Regions from separate parts of the Homo sapiens genome. Here region 2 is linked to region 1. Evidence: chromatin loops called from intact Hi-C (ENCODE). Cell type or tissue: dorsolateral prefrontal cortex. All regions are shown on one strand. Links, peaks and the distances in the headings refer to the core of each region. The heading gives the core; the rest is flanking DNA. Region 1 overlaps PTPRT (protein tyrosine phosphatase receptor type T). Region 2 overlaps PTPRT (protein tyrosine phosphatase receptor type T).

What was found. A loop is a pair of places that touch in the nucleus more often than their neighbours do. Peaks named below come from ENCODE experiments on the same cell type or tissue, not always from the same donor. Only the 100,000 strongest peaks of a DNase experiment are listed, where the experiment ranks them.
Region 2: it touches region 1 in a loop (11-fold over the local background); 3 of 110 quality-filtered maps call a loop at or near these places.

The regions. Positions count from the first base shown.
Region 1 is chr20:42,785,466-42,797,439 of GRCh38, forward strand. It overlaps PTPRT (protein tyrosine phosphatase receptor type T), which reads right to left. Exons shown (of 31, transcript NM_007050.6): 3 at 5,730-6,001. Among named protein-coding and RNA genes, the nearest start is that of PTPRT-AS1, 180 kb to the right of the region's middle. In dorsolateral prefrontal cortex, for the core only: no CTCF peak of the experiment used is centred there; a DNase peak (open chromatin) is centred at 6,710; H3K27ac peaks cover 1,611 bases.
Region 2 is chr20:42,842,282-42,854,255 of GRCh38, forward strand. All of the region lies in intron 2 of PTPRT (protein tyrosine phosphatase receptor type T), which reads right to left. Among named protein-coding and RNA genes, the nearest start is that of PTPRT-AS1, 120 kb to the right of the region's middle. In dorsolateral prefrontal cortex, for the core only: no CTCF peak of the experiment used is centred there; no DNase peak of the experiment used is centred there.

The sequences.
Region 1 (11,974 bases), core at 1,917-9,916:
GGATTTTCTGATAGGCCTCCTTTTCTTGCCACTGTACTTATGTGTATATGTGCAAGTATGTTTTGAATCTGAGAGTCTTGTGGGTGCTTGTCCCTATGTGGGCACTCTGCAGTGTTTGTGGCCAAGTGAGTAACCATTAGTGACGGTGTGTGTATAACATCTCTCTCCAAACTGCTGCTCTCAGCCAAGGAAATGCAATGAGGCTGTAGTAGCCAATAAGGTGCAAATCAGAAAATTCTCCCAGATGAGGCTACTTATCCAAGGGAGGGCATGGAGGTTACTGAGTACAGGCTTAACAACACTGGCTATTTCTTTTAAAAAGGCTTCCTTCCTCCTTCCCCTTTGTCTCTTTTTCCCTCTTTTCCTTTTTCCCTCCCTCCCTTCCTCCCTTCCTTCCACTGAGGCCCACTACAAGCCTGATGGCATGGTTTGGCTCTGTGTCCCCACCCAAATCACATCTTGAATTGTAATCCCCATAATCCCTACATGTTGAGAGACGAACGTGGTGGGAGGTGATTGGATCATGGGGGTGGTTTTCCCCATACTGTTCTTGTGATACTGAATGAGTTATCACAAGATCTGATGGTTTTATAAGTGTTTGACAGTTCCTCCTTCACAGGCTCTCTCTTGCCTTCCACCATGTAAGATGTGCCTGCTTCCCTTTCTGCCATGATTGTAAGTTTCCTGAGGCCTCCCCAGCCATGTGGAAGTGTGAGTCAATTAAACCTCTTTTCTTTATAAATTACCCAGTCTTGGGAAGTTCTTTATAGCAGTATGAGAACAGACTAATATACCTGACATGATGATACATATATGTTCTCTAATTTCATCTGCAGAAGGTCCTATCATACCTAATATCCTCTCCATTCTACAGATGAGGGAACTGTGATTCTGAATGATGACAGGATACAGCTAACATTACACAACTAGGAAGAAGATTCTCAGAAAGTGCAAGCTATTTTCCCTAAAGGCAAAGCAGAGCTTAGAGCCAGAGGACCTGGGATGGATCATGGGGACTTGAATTTACCAGTAGTGCTTCCTACGCTGGAAGATAGGACATGTTGCCACCTAATAGAGGGAGCTACTGCACAGATCTCATGCCTCTCATAGGGTGTGAACATAGGGGGTACTCCAGAAATGTCCTTTCCCCCCATGCCTCATCCAAAAGCATGGCAAATGGTATGACTGTCCCTGTACTCAGTCAATTTTCTTGTTCATTGTACTTCAACCTGTGGCCCCATCCTGTACCCATTTGTGTCTGGTCCTATATATGGGGTTTCTAATTGAAACCTTAAAGGCTCACTGACCGTGCCCATGAGCTTTTAGAGATACTTTATGTCTACAGTCAATGATACAGTGGTGACAGTCTAGGGAGTAGGGTATCTGGGATCTGCTCTCAGCTTTGCCAATAATTTGTTACGTGTTCTTGGACTTCACTATGCAACTCTGGACATCATCAGCTTTATCATGTACATCAGGGTTCAGCTATGGCCTGGAAGCCAAATCCAGCCCACCACCTGTTTTTGCACATAAAGTTTTGTTGGAACACAGCTGGGTCCATTCATTTACATATTATCTATGACTGCTTTCATGGTACAATGGCAGAATTGAGTAATTGCAATAGAAATTGTATGGCTTGTAAAGACAAAAATGTTTTCTTTCTGCCCTTAACAGAAAATGTTTGCCTTATCTACAAAATGAGGATAAACCTAAGCCACATGTGCCAGTATGCATTCTGTAAATGTCTATGGATAGGAAGACTATATAATTTATCACTGAAACTGGGGCACACTATGAAATGGATGCTCTTAATTTCACCAGGATAATGGGAGTAAACCAGGGTTGTCCCAGCAAACTGAGATGTAGGGCCACCTGTCTGCAGAATACTATCTCTATAGTCAGGTGGTCATCCAACAAAAAGAGGGCCAAGATCAAACTTAGAGGCAAGACAGGAGGTTAAACACCAATAAATGGATTTCTTTCTGACTCCTCAGAACTCCCACGTGGGTAACTGTGAGTCTCCTAGAACCGAATACATCACACAGCTTTTTCAAAATGCTGTGACCTCCACCACATCAGCCTTCACTACAGAGAATCTCGGGGAACACATGTTCCACAGAGCACACTCTACAAATCATACACTGGGTATTCTTCCCAGAATGTACAAGCAAGATCTGATCCCCTTGTTCACGCAACTGTGCAGGTAGAGAATATAAGGCTATATGCTTAATGCAATTCTGAAACCCCAAAAGCTCTGAAAACAACGTTCTTCACCTTAGTATTATAAAAAGTAATTTGGTGGTAAAACCTGAACACAGCCGAATGGCCTGATACTACTTACAGTCTTTATTTATCCCATTTCTTGTGAGTGTGTGTAAGTTTTGCTGTAGAAATATTACATTTGATTACAGGGTACTGCCTCAGAGCCTACCAGGGTTGTTATAAAATACAGAAGATATGCCAATATATTACTAATATATTACTAAATTCCAAACATTGTGAATTCTGACACATATCTGACACCATCAGTTTCAGATAAAGGTTTGTACTAAAACATATTACACAAAAGGAAAAGACACCGAAGTAAAGAGGCCAAAGATATATAATTTGTCTCAAAACATCTAGGATACAACACGTCACGTTGTTAGTGACACGTGTTAAAAACAAAGGACTCTGCTTTTAGCCACTTTCATTCATAGGTTCCTGCTGTTGTAAAGAAGGGAACAGGGGCTTAACCTCACACCAAATGACAACAGTCCACCCTGACCACCCCAAGGCCAGCTCTGTCCCACTCACCTCTGCGTTACCAATGCCTGAACTGGCCTGGCTCACGCAGGATGCAAAATGACTGACAAGCAGATGAGAATAGGGAGCGAGTGGCTGAATGATGGTGTGATGAGTTCTTCCAAGAATTTACTCTCTCTTTTTCTCTTTTCTTCTCTTTCTCACTTCCTCTTTTATTTCTGCTCTCTTCCTAACTTTCCTTACTTCCTGCCTCTGGCTCTTGGTCACCCATGGGCAGGCCAAGGAGATGAGGCTGGGGGAAAAGCAAAGGAAACGTGGTCCCAAACAAGGCTACTTAGGTCCATCTCCCAGGCTGCTTGCAGATCTCCAGGATTGCGGGAGTCACCTGTGCTGTTCGACAGTCATTGCCATTATATCTCATTATTTACTCCTTTAAGTCTCCTGACAAAGAACCCCAAAATAAAAACCTTAAGAAAACCCTCAACACAGACCAAGGCATTACAAGAGATAGCTGCGGGATTCTCCAGCAATGGAGGATGAGAATGAGCAGAACCAGCACCTCATAAAGGCCAGGTCCCTTCTGAGAGCCCAGCCTTGGAGTTACCCCGCTTCATCTCCCCATCCACAAGTTCCAGGCGTGGCTAAGCCTTTCAAGAACTCTACTAGGGGAAATTGTGGAGCCAAGTGGTTAAGAATTATGATCTGTACTAATTTGACAACCACGAGCTACTGAAGCGTGGCTAATGAGACTAGGAAACTGAACTTCTCATTTTACTTAACTTCAGTTACCTTACATTTTAATTTAAAAACTGATACCCAATTCACTTAAGAATGTTTGGAACAACTTGTGTATATGTATCCACTTCTTCAGCTATACATTTTATGAGTCCAAATACAGATCATTATTACTAATGAAAATAAAACATTTAAATTGAGACTTACTGTAAGTGTAAAATATAGACTGAATTATAAAGATTGACAGGGAGAGAACAGAAAACATCTCACTAATAATTGTTTAGATTGATTACATGTCCAAGTGATAGTATTTTGGATACGTTGGTTTAAGTAAAATGTATTACTAAAATTAATTTCACTGATTTCCTTTTACTTTTTAATGTGGCTACTAAACGTTTATAAATGACATGTGTGGTTCCCATTATATTTATACTGGATTATACTAGCTTAGACAGTGAAATCAAACAAAACGGGTAAAAAACAAGGCACTACCTCCGTTCAAGCTTGGGTTATCACTTACCATTTCTGAGCCTTCGTTTCATCACCTATAAAATGGGTACGTAGTACCTGCCTCAAAGGATTGTTGTGAAGATTAAACAAGGTAATGTATGTGAAACATTTTGTACTGTGCCTGGAACATGATAAACACCCAATGAACGGTAGGTATCACCATCACCACCATTACCATCATCATCACTACCTCTCCCCTATTTCTGAAAGGAGTTTCAGGAAATGCATCATGAAGAAAAATAACATTATTCTAAAAGGAAATCACAAGCCATTGAGGATAAAATTGAAATATGTATGGCAAAAATCCAGTCTAAATATTGAGGGTAATTGAGTATTAAATTCTGATTTCTCGTTACCAAGGCAAAAGGGAAATAAAGCTTGAATTGCCTCATTAAGGTAAACCCAACAAGCAATCTCAATAGATACATGTATTCCTAACACTAAAATCTGGAAGAACTGTACCATGGATATTAACTTGGAGAATGTCTAAGAAGCCCCCAGCCACCGGTTCATCTTCTGCTTCAGATGCTAGAGAAATTTCTCCAAAATGCAGATCTGACTGCCTCACCCTCTAACCTAAAACCTTTCAACAGTGCAAGTGGAGATTAACTGCAAATGAGCACAGTGTATCTTACTAGGATGATGAACATGTTCTGGACTGCTTTATAATGATGGTTGCACAATTCAATAGGTTTTCTTAAGTCATGGGATTGCACACTTAAAATAGGTGGATTCTGTGATATGTACATTTTACCTTAATAACATTGTTAAAAAAAAAAAAAACAAAACTTTCAATGGCCCCAGGCCAAGACAATGTGGAGAAATGTTCCTCTAAGCATGCTTTATGGATTGGTGCCAATCTGTGCGCTGTGTGCATCAGTTCGCAAGGAGATAAGGAAGGAAAGAGAGAGAGGTTTAGGAACTGTTGCAACAATCTGTCATTGCCATGATTTTTTTTTTTTACCATGGTTTATAAGAGTATTGCTCCACAATGAGTTGAGAGGAAGTGTCCCTTCACCATGGACAGTATGAGCAGCACTGCTTTAAACTAAGTTCCATCCATTAGCCTGACATTCAAAGCCCCCCATGATCTGCTTGTCCCTGCAGGCTGATCTCCCTGTCTGTCCTCTTTGCAATGTACCTTAAACAACTTAGACTTTCCAAACTCTGCCATAGTCTATCATCCACCCCTGCAGCTCACTGTACACACTGTCTGTGACAACTCAAATGCCTTTCCCTCCCTCCCTTTTAAAATAAATTTGTATTCATTCTTCAAGATTCATCTTAGATGTCATCTCCTCTTACAAACCATCCTAATTGCCTTCCCCAGCAAACACCCCATTCCCCAGAGGGTGATCTTTTACGAGTTATTTCATCTCTCCGAACCTCAATCTTTTCATCCATAAAATAGGCTAGTACTAGTACCTCCCTCATCATGTCATAAGCACTGACTTTATAAAAAGGAATCAATGCCTATGTTCCTCTAGCATCTTCAGGAGCCACATGCATCCTGGTACATTGTTATTTTATCTACATATCAGTCTTTTCCTACAAATGATGAATTCAAGTGGGACAGCGGCTGTGTTAGGTCACCTCTGCAGAGCTTGGCTAGGAGGAGAAGCACAGTAAACACGAGTGAATAAATGAAGTCCTTTCTAGACCTAGCACCTGTAGGGAGAGCAAAGGTGTATAGATTTATTACAAATTTTCAAAAATAAAACCATGGTAAAATGCCATACCTGATAGAAATGTGGCCAGAAAGTGCTGATGGCGAGCTCTGCCTTCACCCAGCCCTCAGTGACGACCCCGGACACATTCCACACAGGGTTCCCTTGGGGGCCACCATTCACCTTCACGTAGACGTTCAAGGCCCCTGGGCTGGACCTGTCACGGCTGGAGAAGTAGTAATGGAAGTCGATGCAGTGGGTGTCATTCTCCTTCAGGGTTGGCAGGAGAAGGTGGGCCTTCTGGCCAGAGGCTCTCCCAGAGCTGTTCACCATCATGAAAGATCCTGGAGACCCACAAAGCAGGTGGGAAGTAGAGACAAAGAGAAAGTAAGAAAATCCTTCTGAAAATCAGTCACACCCATAAACATGGTGGCCAGAGGAGTGGCCAGAGATCAAGTCACTCTAGAAGGGTCTGGGTGACCCTGCAAAAGCCACATCTCTCTGAGCCTGAGTATCCTCTTCTGTAATTGGGTATAAAAAATCTATTCAATAAGGTGGTTTTAAGAATTAAGAGATGGTAACATGTATGAAGTATTTCTACAACGTGCTACTATTGCTATTTGCAGAAAACATAGCTACTATTACTGTTTGCAGAAAACATCTCCAAGCATTCAAAAAGTTTCCTTGTAGGACGAAGTGAGCCTCTTTTGAGTTGCTTTGACAAATTAAATGGTTGTTTCCAATTCTTTATCCCTCCCTGGATCCATGTCCCTTGCCACTGGCTTTGCAGTTCCTTCCAGCAGAAACAGAGGGTATGTCCCCATCCCTTGACTTTGGGCTCCACCATATGACTTGTTTTGGTCAATAGGATGCTAACAGAATGATTCAAGCAAAGGTTAAAATGTGCTTGCCTTGCTGGGCTTGCCGTCTTGCACTACTGCTACCTTTCATGAAAAGGATGTGCCCCCAGTAGCTGCTGCCCCTTTCAGCTTGGGATCAAGAATACACACATGGAGGACACCTGACTTGAACTGATCTTAAAGAACCAAGCCATGCCACCCCTGCAGCTGGAATCACAGCCACATGGCCCAAAAGCCCAACCTAGATCAGCCAATCTACAATCAATGCACAGTTCCATGAGAGCTAGAATAAACGCTTATTGTTGTTTGCCAGTGAGTTTCTTTTCAGTGTGTCATGCAGCTTTATTGTGACAATAGCTTATTGATAAAGCTGCCTGGGAGGGCAGACTCATGAAAGAAACCATGAGGGGGTAAATTTCAGTTCAGTGTACAAATAACTTTCTAACAAGTAAAGTTGGTGCAAAATAGAATGGACTGGCCAGAGACAAAGTGAGTCCCCACCAAAGCAGGTGGCAAAACAGAGCCTAGACAAATTAAAGAGATGATTAAGGAAATTTCACAAGCAACTGGGAGGGCTGAACTTAGAGTCTTATGATTCTATGAAATAAACTGCATCATGGAACACTGCAGATAAACTCAGTTGATTCTAGAAGGACAGTTTCCACCTAGAAAACCACTAAAATCTTCAATTCAAAAATAAACCTTAAGACCACTTATCCTCAGCCAAGTTGAGCTACTTCAATAGCTAAAAGTCACCTCATTCTTTCACCCTAATACCAAAAAGACTAACAGCTCCCAGTTAATAAGTGCTGGGAAACCCATAACTTCTTGGGATTCTAGAAGGTACCAATCAAACCCTGTCTCCTTCAGGTTCTGAGTGAATTTAAAAACAGACATGAGAGAGATAGAAAGGGAGAGACAGAGAGAGAGGAGTTCAAAACCTCCACGTTATTATTCACAAAGTAACTTGGACTTACGGCCAAATTAGACTTTCTGCATGTTTCCCCTGAACCACCATGCAGAGCAGGCGGATGGCCATGGACCCACCCTCCAACTGTGCCCAGATCCCTAGGGCCACAGTTGTCTTACTGGGATGACCACTTAGGATAGTTGGGTGGGTTTGTACCAAAAGGTAGCCAGGTGAAAAGCACAGAGAAACCTGAACCAGTGGCTATCAGGTTTTCGCCATCCTACCAATGAGAAAAACTTGTGTGTAAATATAAGGGATACAAGTGCAGCTGTGTTTCATGGATATGTTGCATAGTGGCAGAGTCCGGGCTTTTAGTTTGACTAGCAACCAAATGATGTATATTGTATCCATTAAGTAATTTCTCATCTCTCACCCCCATCCCACCCTCCAACTCTTCCAAGCCTCCAGTGAATATCATTTCACACTCTGCGTCCATGTGTACGCATTATTTAGCTACCACTTATAAGTGAGAACATGCCGTATTGATTTTCTGTTTTGGAGTTACTTCACTTAAGATTATTGTCTCTAGTTCCATCCATATTGCCGCAAAAGTCATGATTTCGGAAAATGTAGCACCTCCTGGGGAAGGAGCCACTGGAAGTGGAACAAAGGTGCGGGTGTCTTTGCCTGGTGTTTCTGAGTAAGGCGTCCCAGTTTTATGGCCGTGCAGTAACACAAGGTAAGTGGAGCAATGTCTCTATGTCAGAGAAGTTATTGAATTATCATAAACTCGCAAGGGGGCAGCTAAAAAGGAGCAATTATAGGGGCAGAAATTGAGGCTTAGAGATGAGACCGAGCCTGCATCCATGCCCATATCTGTCCACTGGCCTACATGCCACAGGGTTCCAAAAGGTTTCCTTGGACAGGTAAGTAGCAACTCACAAGCCCCACAAAGGGTTTGTGACTGCCTCTGCCACTGAGGAGTAGCACATCTCCCAGCAGAGGCAGCAGCCTGAGAAGCAAAGTGTCTCTCTCCTCTCTGAATCCCATGATACCCGCATGCACATTTCAGCTCCTGTCCTCCTGCCAATTCACGCCACGGGCTCATGTACCCTTGGCTCCTTACAATCCACTGTAGAGAGAGTTGGGAAGGTTTTCCTTCCACCAGTTCATGATCCCACTTCTTTCCATCCTAGCTTCGGTAGCAGGGCAGGCTCGCTGAGGAGGTAGAGATTGCCCTGTTCCATGTAGCTTCATGCACAACCCTGTAACATTGTTCTGGGCACACAGCTAGACTATGTCTTCCAGCCTCCCTTTAGCATTTGGTAGGGACATGCAACTGAGTTCTAGATAATGGGGCATGAGTATGATGTGTGCCACTTTCCAGGCCTGGTTGGTAAAAGCTGCCTCCCTCTCACCCCCACACCTCCATACTAAATGATCTTGCCTCTCAAAGACTGGTCCTTGGACCAGCCACCCCAGCATCACCTGGGAGCTTGTGAGAAACAAGAATCTCACATCCACCCCCAGGCCTATTGAGTTTGGATCTGCAGTTTATCAGGATCCCCAGGTGATCGGCATGTACATAAAGCAGTGAGAATCATTGGCCCATTCTATTTTCCCATCTACCAGCTGAATGTCCCAGAGCTCAAGAGCCTAGGAGAGGGCAGTGCACCATAAAAGAAGCCAGGTTCCCTGAATGAGCACAACCACACAGAAGGCTACTCACCTATTAGGAGCACTCATCTTGGATTTTAAGTAAAAAGGGAATAAACTATTATTCAGCTACAAGTCCCTTTATTTAAGGCAATAAGATGTGAAACAGTAGCTACTAAGCAAAGTTGCAAGACAGGCTACCTAAGGATATCATTAAGAGCAGCAAGCCTTGGTGGTAACTTGGGAGGCATTTGAAATAGAATAGCCTAGGCAAAGGCACAGAAGCATCCAGCAATGCTAGTGTAAGGTCTTGGGGGTGGGGGGTGGGATCCAGCGGCCATCTCTAGCCCCTTCCACATGTAGCCCACCTTATATAGGTCTGACCACACCCTCCAGAAAGGAAGGGAGCCTATCTGCGAGTTGAGCTCAAGCGCGCCACTAGAGATTGCTCAGGAGTGAAAACCCTTGTATATCATCAGCTCTGTGGGGCCCGCTTTGATCAACAGGTTGGCATAATTAATATCATCCCAGGGCTGTCAGTTTCCTGGAGATCAAAAATGAGCCGGTCATTACGCCAAGATCAGTCAGAAACAAGAAAGAGAAAGACTGTAAATACATTCTTTTCCCTTCTCCCTTAAAAAAAAAAAATCTACTAACGTGATAAGGAACATAAAACAGCATTAGTTTCCTCATAGTTATTATACATAGCACTGAAAATTGTGGAATTAAACCAGGAAGTACTCTCTGGCTGGCCATAAATTTTGCATTTTTCCCCTTCGTGCATAATAATGCCTTGATAAGCGCCTCGTTATTGATGTGTCTGCAACACAGATCTCCTTTTTGGAGGCAAAATGCTTCTCCATAGCAGATGGTGGCTATTGTGTTTACACATGAGCACCTCAGGATTGCATTTCCTCACGTCGGCAGTAAAAAGAAAGTCCTAATTGAGTTTTTAATGGCTTTGCACATTGTTCATTAAGATTACATGAGTGTGCTCGGGCGACTGGCAGCTGAGGGCCTTGGGCACCAAGAGCTCAGCATGGTCCCTGCAGACAGGTGGCCCCGCCAGCTCCCAGTGCCAGCACCTACTTGAAGGGAATGGATGCTGGTGGGGCCTCAAATGCTGCCAAAAGCCAAGCAGCTGTGGTGACATGAAACAAGTTCTGGATCTTCAGTTAAGTAAGCTGGGTTTCACTCCAGCTTCTGGCATTTCTTAGTTGTGTGACTTTGAGCAAGTCAGTAAAATTCCCTGGGCCTCAATGCCCTCATCTATAAAATGGGATAATGAAACCTACAGATCAAAGTTGTTTGTTTTCAGTGAATATTAAGTAAAAACGGTACTTAATAAATGCTAATTTTATAACAGATAGCCAACAGCAGGTAACAGTGAGCCCAATGCCGTTTATAAAACCTTATGTTTATTGAGAACTTATTATGTGCCAGGCATTGATCTAAGCATTGTTTAGCACCCTAATGAGGTGGTGCCATGCAATCTCTGTTTTAAAGCAAGGAATACGAAGGAACAGAGAGGTAAAGTCATTTTCTTAAAGCCACATAGCCAGAAAGTGATAAATACTCAAACCAATTATTCCTTCTTAGAAAGCAGAGACTACAGGGTCTAGGAATGCACTTTCCTAACCAGTAGCTAATAACGCCATATGCCTATTTAAAATAATTAAAATTAAGTAGAAAAAAATCATTTACTTAGAGATACTAGCCACATTTCAAGTGCCCAGTAGACATACATGACTGGTGGATACCATATTGAACAGTGCTGGTGTAGAATACATCCATTGTCACAGAAATTTCTGTTGGATAGCACTGGTCTTGAAGTTGTGGATTACTTACCAAAGCATAACAAATTACATCCAAGTGAGTCACAGGAACTTAACTAACCCAACCTACTCATTTTATAAACTCCAGTAGGGAACAAGTAACTTGGCCAAGGTCAACCAACACAATGAAGATTTAGACTCAGATTTTCCGACTCCGATTTCAGTTTCTACCGCAGACAACTCTGCCGTTCCTTGCCCGAGCTGTACAGCCACAGAAGTGGTTTCCCAGATAGCTATTTAAGAGGGAAAAGAGCATATGTTGCCTTCAGGAAGCAGAAGCATAGAAGTCCTAGGCATTCTACATGTCACATGACTTAGGAGAAGTATGTGCACACACGTTGGGCATTCCCAGCCTCAGCTTTGACAGGCAGTTCAACAACTGTTTGTTGAGGCCCAAGCCCTGGTGAGCAAGGACAATGTAGGATGCTTCTAACAAGGGGTCCCTGGGATAAACTGGAACCCAAGATACATCTCTTCTCTCTGATGATCTTAAACAAGTCACTTAACTCTTTGACTCTCAAGTACCATCTTCTATAAAATGGTTATAAAACACATCTCATATTGTGGCCTCATGTAATCCATGAGGATTAATACAACTACTATTTATAAAGTGCGTAGATAAGTATCGCTGCATGTAGGTCCTCAAAAACAGCTTCTTTTCTATCTTTCCCATACCCCTAAAGTTTTGTTTCAGTGTAGCAGGGAGACCTTAATAGACTGAAGAAGAAAATAGTAAGAAATCCACTGAGAGGCAGAGTAAAATCTGCTGCCCCGTCTCCACCTCCCACAATTGATAAGGCATCAAGGTCCAGGGATGCCTCCTCCTTTTGTTTCTCTGACCATCTTCTTCCTTTCCACTCCCTTGGCACTGGCCTAATTCAGGTCCATGGCATTTGTGTCAGAAACTGTTTATTTTGCAACGACTTCCTAAGCAGTCTAGTCCTTGATTCTCTCACCATCCAATAAAACAGTACTCAGCACCATCTTTCTGAGATACAAAGCCAACCGTGACATGTTCTCGACTTCCATTGAGGTCTTCCTTTATAGGAAATTCCC
Region 2 (11,974 bases), core at 1,573-9,572, 56 kb after region 1:
AGTGCAGTGTCTACAAATCAGCAGCCAGTGCTACAAGGGAGCTGAGTAGCTACACTCTGTCAGGCCAGGGTTGGAAAATCCATTGTCTTCTTCACTTCAGACTGCTATAACAAAATGCCTTAGACTGTTTATTTATTTTTATTTTTATTATGTTTTTTGAGACAGTCTTGCTCTGTCACTCAGGCTATAGAGCATTGGCACAATCTCAGCTCACTGCAACCTCTGCCCCCCAGATTCAAGCAATTCTCCTGCCTCCGCCCCCCGAGTAGCTGGGATTACAGAAGTGCACCACCATGCCCAACAAATTTTTGTATTTTTAGTAGAGATGGGGTTTCACCATGTTGGCTAGTATGGTCTTGAACTCCTGACCTCAAGTAATCTGCCCACTTTCGCCTCTAAAAGTGCTGGTATTACAGGCATGAGCCACTGAGCCTGGCCTAAATTTATTGATCATAGTTCTTGAGGCTGAAAAGTCAAAGATCAAGGTGGTGGCAGGTTCCATGTCTGATGAAGGCCTCTTCTTCATGCATGGCAGCTTCTATGTGCCCTCACGTAGCAGCAGGAACAGAGGGGGTCCCTCAAGCCTCTTTTATAAGGACACAAATCCCATTCACAAGGGCTCCACCCTCATGACTTAATCACCTCCTAAAAGCCCCGCTTCTTAAAATTATCACATTGGGGATTCGGTGGCAACATACGAATTTGGAAGAGGGAGATACGAACACCTAGACCACAGAACCCATCTAGTCAGGCCTAGTATGACCTTGGATAAGCTAATTCACTTCCGGGATCCCTAAATCTTCACCTGCTAAATAAGCATGTGGATTATATTCCCTTCCAAGGAACTTCTGGCTTAAAAACTCCACAATTAAGATTTCTGCCTGTCTGAGATAAATGTTGGTTCCCTAAAGAGATTTGGAAAATAAACTATAGCTATTAATAGCTTCCGATAGACAATTTCAGGCAGGAGGTAAAGAAGCAATTACACAGTGCACATCTCATGCCACACCCGGCCTTCGTATGCTGATGGATTCAGGTACAGTGTGGTTCTGCAGTTCCCTTGGGGAATTTTGTTTCTCAAAGCCAGGGACTGACTGCTCCCACCACGGCCTCTGCTGGGCAGCTGCTACTAGGCAGGAACCTGTCAGAAATCAACCCAAGCAATGACTTCTTTTGGGAAACAGAGTCTCCAGAATTTGAGGTAATTCAGGTAAATGTGGCAGATGGTAGCATCTCAAATTGTCATTTCTCCAAAGAAACCTGGCAAGGGTGATAACCTCTGGTGGCCTGAATTTAGAGTTGAGCAATAGTAAGAATATGGCAGGTGTAATAGGTTGCTATTGAGGGGAGCAGAAAGATTTGGGGCAGAGCACTCCCTCAGGTATACAAAGAACAGGGGCCATGCCCATGGTTGTAGCTTTGGCTCCAAGGAGGAAAGTAAGCATGGAGGGCTTCCAAATTGGACTAAAGCCATCTCTGGCTGAATTCTGGGTGCCACATTCTAATGAGAGGGAATTAAGGGGTAAGACTTGACCTCATGTCATCTCTTTACAGTGACCTTAAAAAGCACATCACCTTCCTTAGGAGTAAAATTCTATTAGTAGAACCAGCCAGGAAAAAATAATGCATGCGAGTGTGTTGCATGGAAAATCTCAGAAACTTGGCCAAGAAAACTGAAAGATCAAGAACCTGAGTAAAATTCATCGTAACAATAGAAGATAATGAGAAAAAACACAAAACTTCAAAATAAAGTAGTTAAGTGTATGTATTGAGGACATGGGAACAACATTTACGCAGGTGAGCATCAGAGAAGGAAAGGCCTGTTTTTTGAATGCCAACTATGTGCCAGGCACTGTGCTAGGCACTTTCCATTCATTATTTCACTTCACTCCCATAAAATACATATGAAGTAGCATTGGCGGTCATTGCAGTCACAGTAATAATAGGAAAGCACCAGTAATTAGAAATCATAGTGTTTTTCAAATCTTTTTGTGATGAAAACATACCCCGGGTTCAGGGAGGCAAGCCTACCAAATTCAAAAGGCATGAAGAGAAAAATGAGAACTCCTATAAACTCATCTTTAGATATGAGCCTGATGCCAAAGCTCCCACCGCCATAGCATCCACATTACCATCAGAATTAAGGGGTCCTTTCTATGAGAGTCATAGTCCTTGCTCAGGTGATTTCATTGGTTTCCAGGACCAGGATTTCAGAAATGACAATGGATTTTTTTTTCTTCATGGTCCAGAAAGTCTTGGTCAAAAAAACAATTTGGTTACTCACAGTGACAGAAGGCCCCTGGCTGGGGCTCTCAGAGGGAATCCATGCTGACCACTCCCCATGACTTCCCCCACATGACAATGGGCTAAGTGGGGCTCTCATGCTTCCCTTCTGACCCCTCTCCCCTCTCCTGACTCACCAAAAATACAAAGTCCTTGGGTACCTTCAACATATCTAGAATCAGCTTCACACTGCTCTGGCGTTTGTTCATTCATCAGTTCGAGCCCCTGTTTTGGGTCAGACCCCATGCTAGGAGATGGGCGTACGGGGATTTGGCAAGCTGCCTAGTCTGGAGGAAACCCATGGTCCCTGCCTGCCATTCCATGACTCTCTATCCCACCCACCTGTTCAGGTTCATTCTCCCAGCACCTTCTGCCAATGTGACAATAGAGTTTGCGGTCTCCAAGAACCAGCCCTCTGGGAGTGGCTAGTGCTTTGCTTGACGGGGACCATCAGATTCAGCTCTCATCCCTTGTTACTATGAAGGTAAGGATGAAGATGCCCCTGTGGGAGAAGGGGGCTGCCTAAGACCAAAGTGTCTAGACATTGGTAAGCAAGCAGCCCACCCCTCCCTTGCCTGAGTGTGTGAATGTACTCAGGATCCTCGGAGCAGTCAGACCAGTGCCTTGCTCGATGTCCACTGTTGTTTCTGTTTCGGGTGTTCTTGCCCCTCAGAGGTCCAGACTGGGGAAAGCTAAAGGGCTGTCTTGTGTGGTAATGGCCAAGTCACTTCTCCTGGATCTCAACTGCCTTCTCTGTAAAATGGGAGTGTTATATTGGTTGGTGATCCAAGGTCATCTTTTCCATATATGCAGGTTTATGATTTTATATAAACCTGTTTCTCATCCTAAATCATAATTATAATCATAAATTGAAGGGCGTGCATGTGTTTCTGTGTGTGCACATGTGTGTGACAGAGTGTGTGGTCTGAGAAAAATCTGACTCTGAGTTTTCTACGAATGCTCCAGAGAGTACTTAAAAAAGTCTGGAATCCTGGACTCTCCTTGTTGAGAGGGCACACACCTGCTATACCCACGTGGGTCACACAGCCCACCTGCTGCACAAGCAATGGAGGAAGGGCATGGCAGAGAACTCCCTGGGTATGAGCTGGATGCAGGAGTCCAAGACAGGCATGAACAGAGCTCTGTGATCTGGTCTGGAGAAATGGGACATGTATGGAGCACTTGGTTAAGGGCAAGCGAGATTATCCCAGAACACCTCAGGAAATCAGAGATAGCACAAGCTTCTGAGAAATGATGGCAGAGAAGAACTGGGCAGGTAAAGAATCAGACCTCCAGCTGGTCCAGGGCTCAGGGTTAAACCCAGGGGTGCCCTCAAAGAACAGACAAAATCCTTGTTCTCAGTCATGAGACAGCCACACCTACTTGGCCCAGCATAGGTCTATTAAAGACAGAACTTGCAGGGGTCTGCAAGGGAAGCTGAGCATCCTGCAGCCCCCAGGGACGCTACAAGGCAGCTGAGGGCCTCAAAACCTTACCACCATCACGCCCACCACCCACCAGCCTCCGTGTGTCACCCAGAACCATGGATGCCCTCACTTGCTGCCTGCTCACTTCTCCTACTTTGATAAGGTCACTCGCCATGCTTTATAACGCAAAAATAATATTCCTGCTGCCATTGCAAATTATGTCTGAACTATCCACCCTTCCCATCCTCATGCAGAAAGCAGCTCTGCAGGGGAGAGGCATGCCGGGCTGCAGTTACAAGGCTTATTAAGACACCTAATGGAACACCTTGTGGTGACCGCCCCCTCTGAGGAGAGCTCAGCAAAATGCATCACAGAAGCAGATGTCAGGCTTAAGGCAAAAGCTTCCAAAGCACTAAAGCCATACATGGAAGGACTGAGACTGGCCCCATCTGTACCAGATGTTCGCCATGGCTGTGGTGCTGGGGCTCCTCACCCTTCATAAGCAAACTACCACAGTAATGATCTCACATTCTTGGCTTCTAGGGGCTGCAAGAAGAGGCACTCTTGCTTAATACAAAGCTTGGGACAATGGCTACAGGCATTTGGTGAGCCTCAAACACCATAGGGGATAAAGTTTTAATTTAAGTGAATGAGTTGCAAGCCCAGCTGTCTGGGGAATGACCTCTTTAGGGTTCTCTTCGCTGCCCCTCAGGAGCTCTGGTTTCCCATGTGGCTAGTTGGCTCCTACCTTCTGAAGTGGGGAGCTCTGGAAAGTTGAGATAAGGACTGGGCCTGGGGACAGAGGTTCCAAGAAGGCTACAGAGCCTGATTTTTTCCTTTGTTTTCCTGTGTCTTAGGTCTCCCTCGAAAAGAATCAATGGAAGTAGGTACCCTAGTGCTGTGGTAGAAAATGTGCAGGAACAAGCCAGATGCAAACTCTGTCTCTACTCCTTACAAACAATGAGACTCTGGAGAAAACAATGGGGCCATTCTATGCCTGTGTTTTCTCATTTTAAAAATGAGGGTGGTGATAATAACAGTCTCCTTGTCCTCCAGTTTTTATGAAGATCAAATTAGTTAATGCCTAGAGAATCAATCAGGGTCACCCTGGGCATGTTCGAATGAGGAGAATCCAAGGCAAGTTAACAAAGGGAATATTTACAAAGGTACAAAGCGGGCAAGGACAAGGGTAAGTGTAGCAGAGCACCCACGGGGATGGAAGGGATTAGGGGAGGAAGTCGTTAACAGAAGCCAGCAGGAGAGAACAGGGGCGAGAAGATCCCCTTGAGAGGAACAGCAACCTTCAGTCAAGACACACGGCTGGCCCATAGCAACCACACAGGGAAGGCCCAGGGAATAAGTACACAGAACACTCTTACTCCCCGCCCCCCTCTGATTTCTGGCCATACAGAAGACCAAGGGCATTGGCAGAGCCTATACAGGCCAGCCTTTCAGGGCAGTGAGCAGGGTGGAGGTGGGTAAAGATGGATTGAAAGGGTCGCGTGAACACCACTAGCACAGCTCTCAATCTGCCCAGGAAGTAAGCACTCAAGGCACGAGATGTTGCTCCATCCATGGGCATCAACTTGGATATACATGTTCAGCCCTCATCACTGGGACACTAAATGGGGCTTTAGAGTCACATGCCACAGCCATCAATGTCTCTCACAGACCTGTAGCTGCCACAGTTGAGTGATCTGCTGGCTGAAGGGAAGGCCACCCACAGGTGACACTCCCAGGACTTCCCTGGGCCTACCATGTTCACCTTGAGACTGTTTAGACTTTGCATCAATGACAGGGCAAGAGGCAGTGATGTTTCCATCCTGTTAGAAAACAGAGGTCTTTAAAAAATTTTTTCCATAGGTTTTTGGAAAACAGGTGGTATTTGGGTACATGACTAAGTTATATAGTGGTGATTTCTGAGAGTTTGGTGTACCCATCACCCTAGCAGTATACACCGTACCCAATTTGTAGTATTTTATCCCTCACCCCCCTCCCACCCTTTCCCCGAGTCCCCAAAGTCATTGTGTCATTCTTATGCCTTTGCATCCTCAGAGCTTAGCTCCCACTTATGAGGGAGAATATATGATGTTTGGTTTTCCACTCCTGAGTTCCTTCACTTAGGATAATGGTCTCCAATTCCATCTAGGTCACTGCAAATGCCATTATTTTGTTCCTTTTTATGGCTGGGTAATATTCCATGGCATATACATGCCATAATTTCTTCATCCACTTGTTGATTGATGGAGTTTAGGGCTGGTTTCCTATTTTTGGAATTACAAATTGTGCTGCATGTGTGTGCAAGTATCTTTTTTGTATAATCACTTCTTTTCCTTTGGGTAGATACCCAGTAGTGGGATTGCTGGATCAAATGGTTGTTCTTTTAGCTCTTTAAGGAACCTCCACACTGTTTTGTATAGTGGTTGTACTAGTTTACATTCCCACCAGCAGTGTAAAGTGTTCCCTTTTCACCACATCCCCACCAACATCTATTATTTTTTGATTTTCTGATTATGGCCATTCTTGCAGGAGGAGTAAAGTGGTAACACACTGTGGTTTTGATTTGCATTTCCCTTATCATTAGTGATGTTGAGCATTTTTTCATATGTTTGTTGGCCATTTGTATATCTTCTTTTGAGAATTGTCTATTCATGTTCTTAGCCCACTTTTTGTTGGGATTTTTTTTTCTAATTTGAGTTCCTCGTAGATTCTGGATATTGGTCCTTTGTTGGATGTATAGATGGCAAAATTTCTCTCCCATTTTGTGGACTGTCTGTTTATTCTGCTGATTGTTTCTTTGGCTGTTCGGAAGCTTTTCAGTTTAATTAAGTCCCATCTATTTATCTTTGTTTTTGTCGAATTTGCTTTTGGGTTCTTGGTCATGAAGTCTTTGCTTAAGCCAATGTCTAGAAGGGTTTTTTCCGATGTTATCTTCTAGAATTTTTATGGTTTCTGATGTTAGATTTAAGTCCTTGTTCCATTGTGAGTTGATTTTTGTATAAGGTGAGAGATGAGGATCCAGTTTCATTCTCCTACATGTGGCTTGCCAGTTATCCCAGCACCATTTGTTGAATAGGGTGTCCTTTCCCCACTTTATGTTTTTGTTTGCTTTGTTGAAGATCAGGCTGTAAGTATTTGGGCTTATTTCTGAGTTCTCTATTCTGTTCCACTGGTCTATGTGCCTGTTTTTATACCAGTACCCATGCTGAGGAAACAGGGGTCTTTCTGACAGCCAAGGGGTAAGTGGAATTTGCTAAGTGAAAGAGGTCCATTTTAGGAAGTCCCACTTTCTCTTAAATGACAACCAGCCTCCTCCTAAGTCTTTCCCACTTGCTCTAGGCCTGAATTCAGAGTTCCATTGTTCTTTCACAGAACTCCTTGGAGTGACAATCAACTAAATTAAATCAATTAATCCAACATTTACAGAAAGTCAGGCATGTACTGCTTCTGGGGAAAGTGGAAACAGATCAGATGCAGGCACTGTCCAGTGGTTTCTTTTTCCCAAGAGGACAATTTTGAAACTCCCTCCTCACATGCCCCTAGGGTAGCCAAAACCCATAGAGGTTCATTCTCCAAGATAGGGTGGTACAGTGGGCAGAGCATCAGCCCTGGGGGCCACAACACACTCTGTTAGAACCCAGCTCCATTATTATTACATCATCTTGGGGAAAAGTCACTTAGACTCCATGAACCTTGTTTTCCTCCTCTGAATCTTTCAGAGAATAATCTCTAACTCACACGATCACTCTAGGGATTACATGAGACGATGTGTGTGAATTTTCTAGAACAGCACCCAACACACAGTAAGTCCTCAATAAATGTTAGCTCTTCACCCCTACAAGAACTCCAGGTCTCCAGATGCCTATGTCTACCCCTTTAAATCTCAGACTTAGAGGAAGTTAATCCTGCTGTTTCTGTTTCCTACAACTTGGGCTGTGCTACCTTGTCCCATTTCCTTCTGGGTCCAGGTTTCATCACCTATTAAATGGAAGGACACAGATTACACAATGGATAAGCCAAGGGGTTCTCAACTTTCCCTATGACTACATTTCTCCCTGGGCTGCATGTTATGAAAGGCTTGTCCACTGCATAAACTGAATTTGTGAAGGACTACCTCTTCCTCCATTTTCTCCTAATCAAAGCAAGTTCCCCCCTTCAGGTTTCTGAGCAGCATGAGATCACAGCTTTGTTCACCGGGTTGAATTTGAAACCTAACCCAAAGAACTTGAGATTTCTTTGAACCTGTATAGTGTAGGCACAGGCATCTTGAAATACTAAAAGCGCTTCAAGCACTACCACTTCTCCTTCCCAGATTCCCAGGTCCTCAAGTTGAAAAGCACTGGACTAATTGATTCTTCTGAAGCCCTCCAATTACTAACTCTGTCATTTTAACGTCCGAACCGGAATAACTAAGGAAAATCAGGCCCAACCTGAAAAGGCATTTGTTAACATGAGATGGACTGTGGCTCATTATGGCAAGGGCTGGATATGTAAGGATGGAGGCATTTTATTTATGTTAGGAGACTGGGCCATTAACCAGTGTTGTGAATGTGCCTTCTACAGGCGAGTCTTTTGGCATCCCCCAGTGGTAGGCAGTCAGTCCTTTTTGTTCAGTTGCTATACACCCACTGCACTGCAGTGTCAACCCCAAAGGCAGTGGCACTTACACATTCCTTTGTGAGGCCAGCTGCTGGTTTAACCCATGGCCAGGCCTGGTCCTTTTTCTCCAAGCAACAGGGAAGGTGCTTAGAGGCCCATGGGCTTATCTGCAAAGCTATTTTCCTGGAGCTCACTTTGGAGCATCCCCTCCTGACCATGGTAGTGATTTGAGATCAGGTGTCTTCAAAGAGCAGCCCTTGGACCAGTCTACCTCCTGACGCCCTTTCTTCTCATCAGATGGAAAACTCACAGATGGGAAAAAACAAGCTGATTACCCGGGTCTCACTCCCCACAGACATCTTCCATCTTTGGTCCTCATTAGGGCTCTTGGTAGCTGGCTCGTTGCTAAGTCAAACTTGCAAGGCACAGTTTTTCTGCCACTTCTTTAGATCTGCACTTAATTACAGCTGTTCCTTCCTGTTGGCCATTCTCCACTGTTTCAAACATCCAAGATACTAGTCTTCTAATGTTCTTATCCTCTCATTAGAGTTGAACATTTTGTTCTTGTCTTACATCTATTCTGTTCCCTGCACAGCTCAAGAAGTACTTGAGTTTTTGCCTCTGCTTTTATGTTGCATAATAAATAGCATTCTGCCTGGTGTGACACTGAGAATAACTGAGTTACTACTTTCTATCAAAAGTATCTAAAGATCCATGAAGACTCACAAGGCTCCTTTCTGCTGTTAAAAGACTGTGCTTTTAACAACGCTGATTTCTATTATTCTTAACTTTATTAACTCTAATCTTACTCAACTCTAATCATCACTGTCTTGCATTTCTCCCTTTCCAATCCAATTCTTGATCCATTATAGGCATCTATAATTATAATACCTCCCTGCCTACCTGGGGTATTCCTTTTACTCTCAAAAATGTCCCTATTGAAACAAAAATAAATATGTCACCCCAACCATAGAGAATAAGATGTTTCCTGTTTATTTGCTATTGCTTCAGCTCAAGTTCCTGCTCTCCATGTGTCAAAGCAGGGGTCAGCAAATATTTTTCGTAAAGAGCTAGATAGTAAATACTTTTGGCTTTGCAACCATATCGTCTCTTTTGCAACTACTCAGTTCTGCCATGGTGGTGCAACAGCAGCCGCAAGCAATACGTAAATGAATGGGTGTGGCTATGTTTCAATACATTTAATTTACAAAACAAGCAGCAAACCAGATTTGGCCTGTACACCATAGTTTGCAATCTATGCTTATGTACGGACTGAGATAATGATCTGCCTTTCCCTCTAAAAAGCTGATTTTCCTAACAGCATTAATTATATAATCTATTATTTCCCAAAACGATTTAAGTCTACCATTATCACATAGTAAGTATTTACATAGACACAAATCATTTTCATTATCTTATTTTGTATTCTGTTTCAATTACATTTTATTTCACTAGCCACTAAATTGCTTATAGTATTAAGTTATTTTATAACTCTCTGTAACTTTTTGCTGTGCAAATCTCCCTTCTATTAAGGGACAAAATGTCCCTTTTGCCATTCTTATGCATTTCATCTTCTATCCAAACTTTACAATCATTTTTGTCAAGTTTTAAAAACATAAATATGTAATCACTTTGGGGGAGAATTGACATATTTATATGAATACACGTTTCCATTCAGAAACATGATATTTTTCCAAGTATTCAAGTCTTCTTTTATGTGCCTCTGTGTTAAAGTTTTCATGTTGTTCCTGCATTTTTTTTATCTTCATCCCAAGCTTTAAAAGATATTCTGTCCTGTTATGATTGGGTTTTTCTTTGCTCTATATATTACAATTTAAAAACTGCACATAGAAAAAACCTGCTAATTTTTTTTTAGAAATTTATTTCGTATCTGGTCCCTAAAACCTCTTGCTAATGCCAATGGGTTCTTCTTTGATGCCTCCTTCATATATTTTTTTAGAATACTAATCACACTTGTTCAGAGGGCTATGTCCTTTGATTTTCAGAGCCAGAGTATTTTTTCTTTTCCATCAGTTTGAGGATTTTTCTCCACTGGCTCATCCTAGAGATACAGCCTTCATTCATGGATTCTGTTCCCCACCAAGCCCAGCCTAGATACCTCCTCTATTTCACAAACCCTCTCATCTGACCTATCAACATGCCTTCTAGTTAGTGAGGCTTGTACTAATTTTACAGTGCTTGGGTGCAGAAGAGAACAGACTGAGAGGTAGGTGGGGCTGCAGAAACCCACTGGGAAACCTAGACCTCCCTAGAGAGTGAACACAAGTTCACTCAGAGTGGCCAAGAGAATATGACAAATGCAGGTTCCACCCAGGTTGCTAGCATACTTGAGGAGTCAAAGATGGTGGTGGAGCTGCCCAGCAAAGATGTTCAAGTGAAGGCATCAGGAGATGGGGATGCTGAGAGTCAGAAGCTAGATGATGAAGCAACAGCTTTGCTGCATTTCAGGATAAGAGCAAAGAAGCTAAATCTCAGGCACCCTTTGGTCTGATATATCTACATTAACTCAGCATTGTCAGTGCCTTTTAGCTCATGTGGCTTGGCCCTGAGTATTTTGGTCTCATTCAGGAATCACCATCTTAATCAAGAAAACTAAGCAGAAGCCTCATATGAAGAACTTTGTATTAGTTAAGGTTCTCCAGAGAAATAGAACCGACAGAATATATAAAGATATATAAGAGGAGACTTATGGAAATTGGCTCATGCAATTATGGAGGCCAGGAAGTCCCCCAGTATGCTGTCTGCAAGCTGGAGAATCAGGAAAGCCAGTGGTATAATTTAGTTCAAGTCCTAAAGCCTGAGAACTAGAAGAGGTGATGGCTGATGGTATAACTCTCAGTCTGAGGCCAAAGTCCTGAGAACCCAGGATGAGAAGGTGTAAGTCTGGAAGTCTGATAGCCCAACAACCAGAAGCTCCAATGCCCATGCATAGGAGAAGAGTCCTAGCTCAAGAAAAGAGAGAAAAAATGAACTCCTCTGCCCTTTTGTTCTATTCTGGTGCTCGAACGATTGGATTAAGCTTGCCCACATTGGTAGACTTCTTTACTAAGTCTTCTGATTCAAATGCTAATCTCATCTAGAAACACCCTCACAGGCACACCCAAAATTAATGTTTTACCAGATATCTGAGCATCCCTTAGACCAATCAATTTAACACTCAGAATTAACCATCACAACCTTGTATACGTTTTCCTCAGAATGACTGCATGCCAGGATTGCGCCAGCAGGCTGACTTTAATCACTACTATCTTGAGAGATGGGCTCCTAAAATACAGCAAAGTTGAGCTGGATCTGAATAGACTAACCCCGTGGCTGAGCAAATCTGGGCAGGACCAGATGGAAAATGGGCTAATTCTGTACCACCCATTATCAAATCACATATATGTCTAGATCTGTGTCAACAAATCCTTTCCAACCCACCAAATCAAATCATTGGAGTAGAACTGGGGAGACCTGCAGTACCATTACGGCTCACAATACCTCGTCACAACATGACTCTGGATCTCCTTATACCCAGAGTGTTTCTGTCTGGAGAGTAGGATGTAATGGTGACATTCCATCTTCCTTTCCATACGTACCCATTTGTTTCCTTTTATTTGTTCATTCATTCGTTCATTTGGCAAATACTTACCAAGCCTACTGTC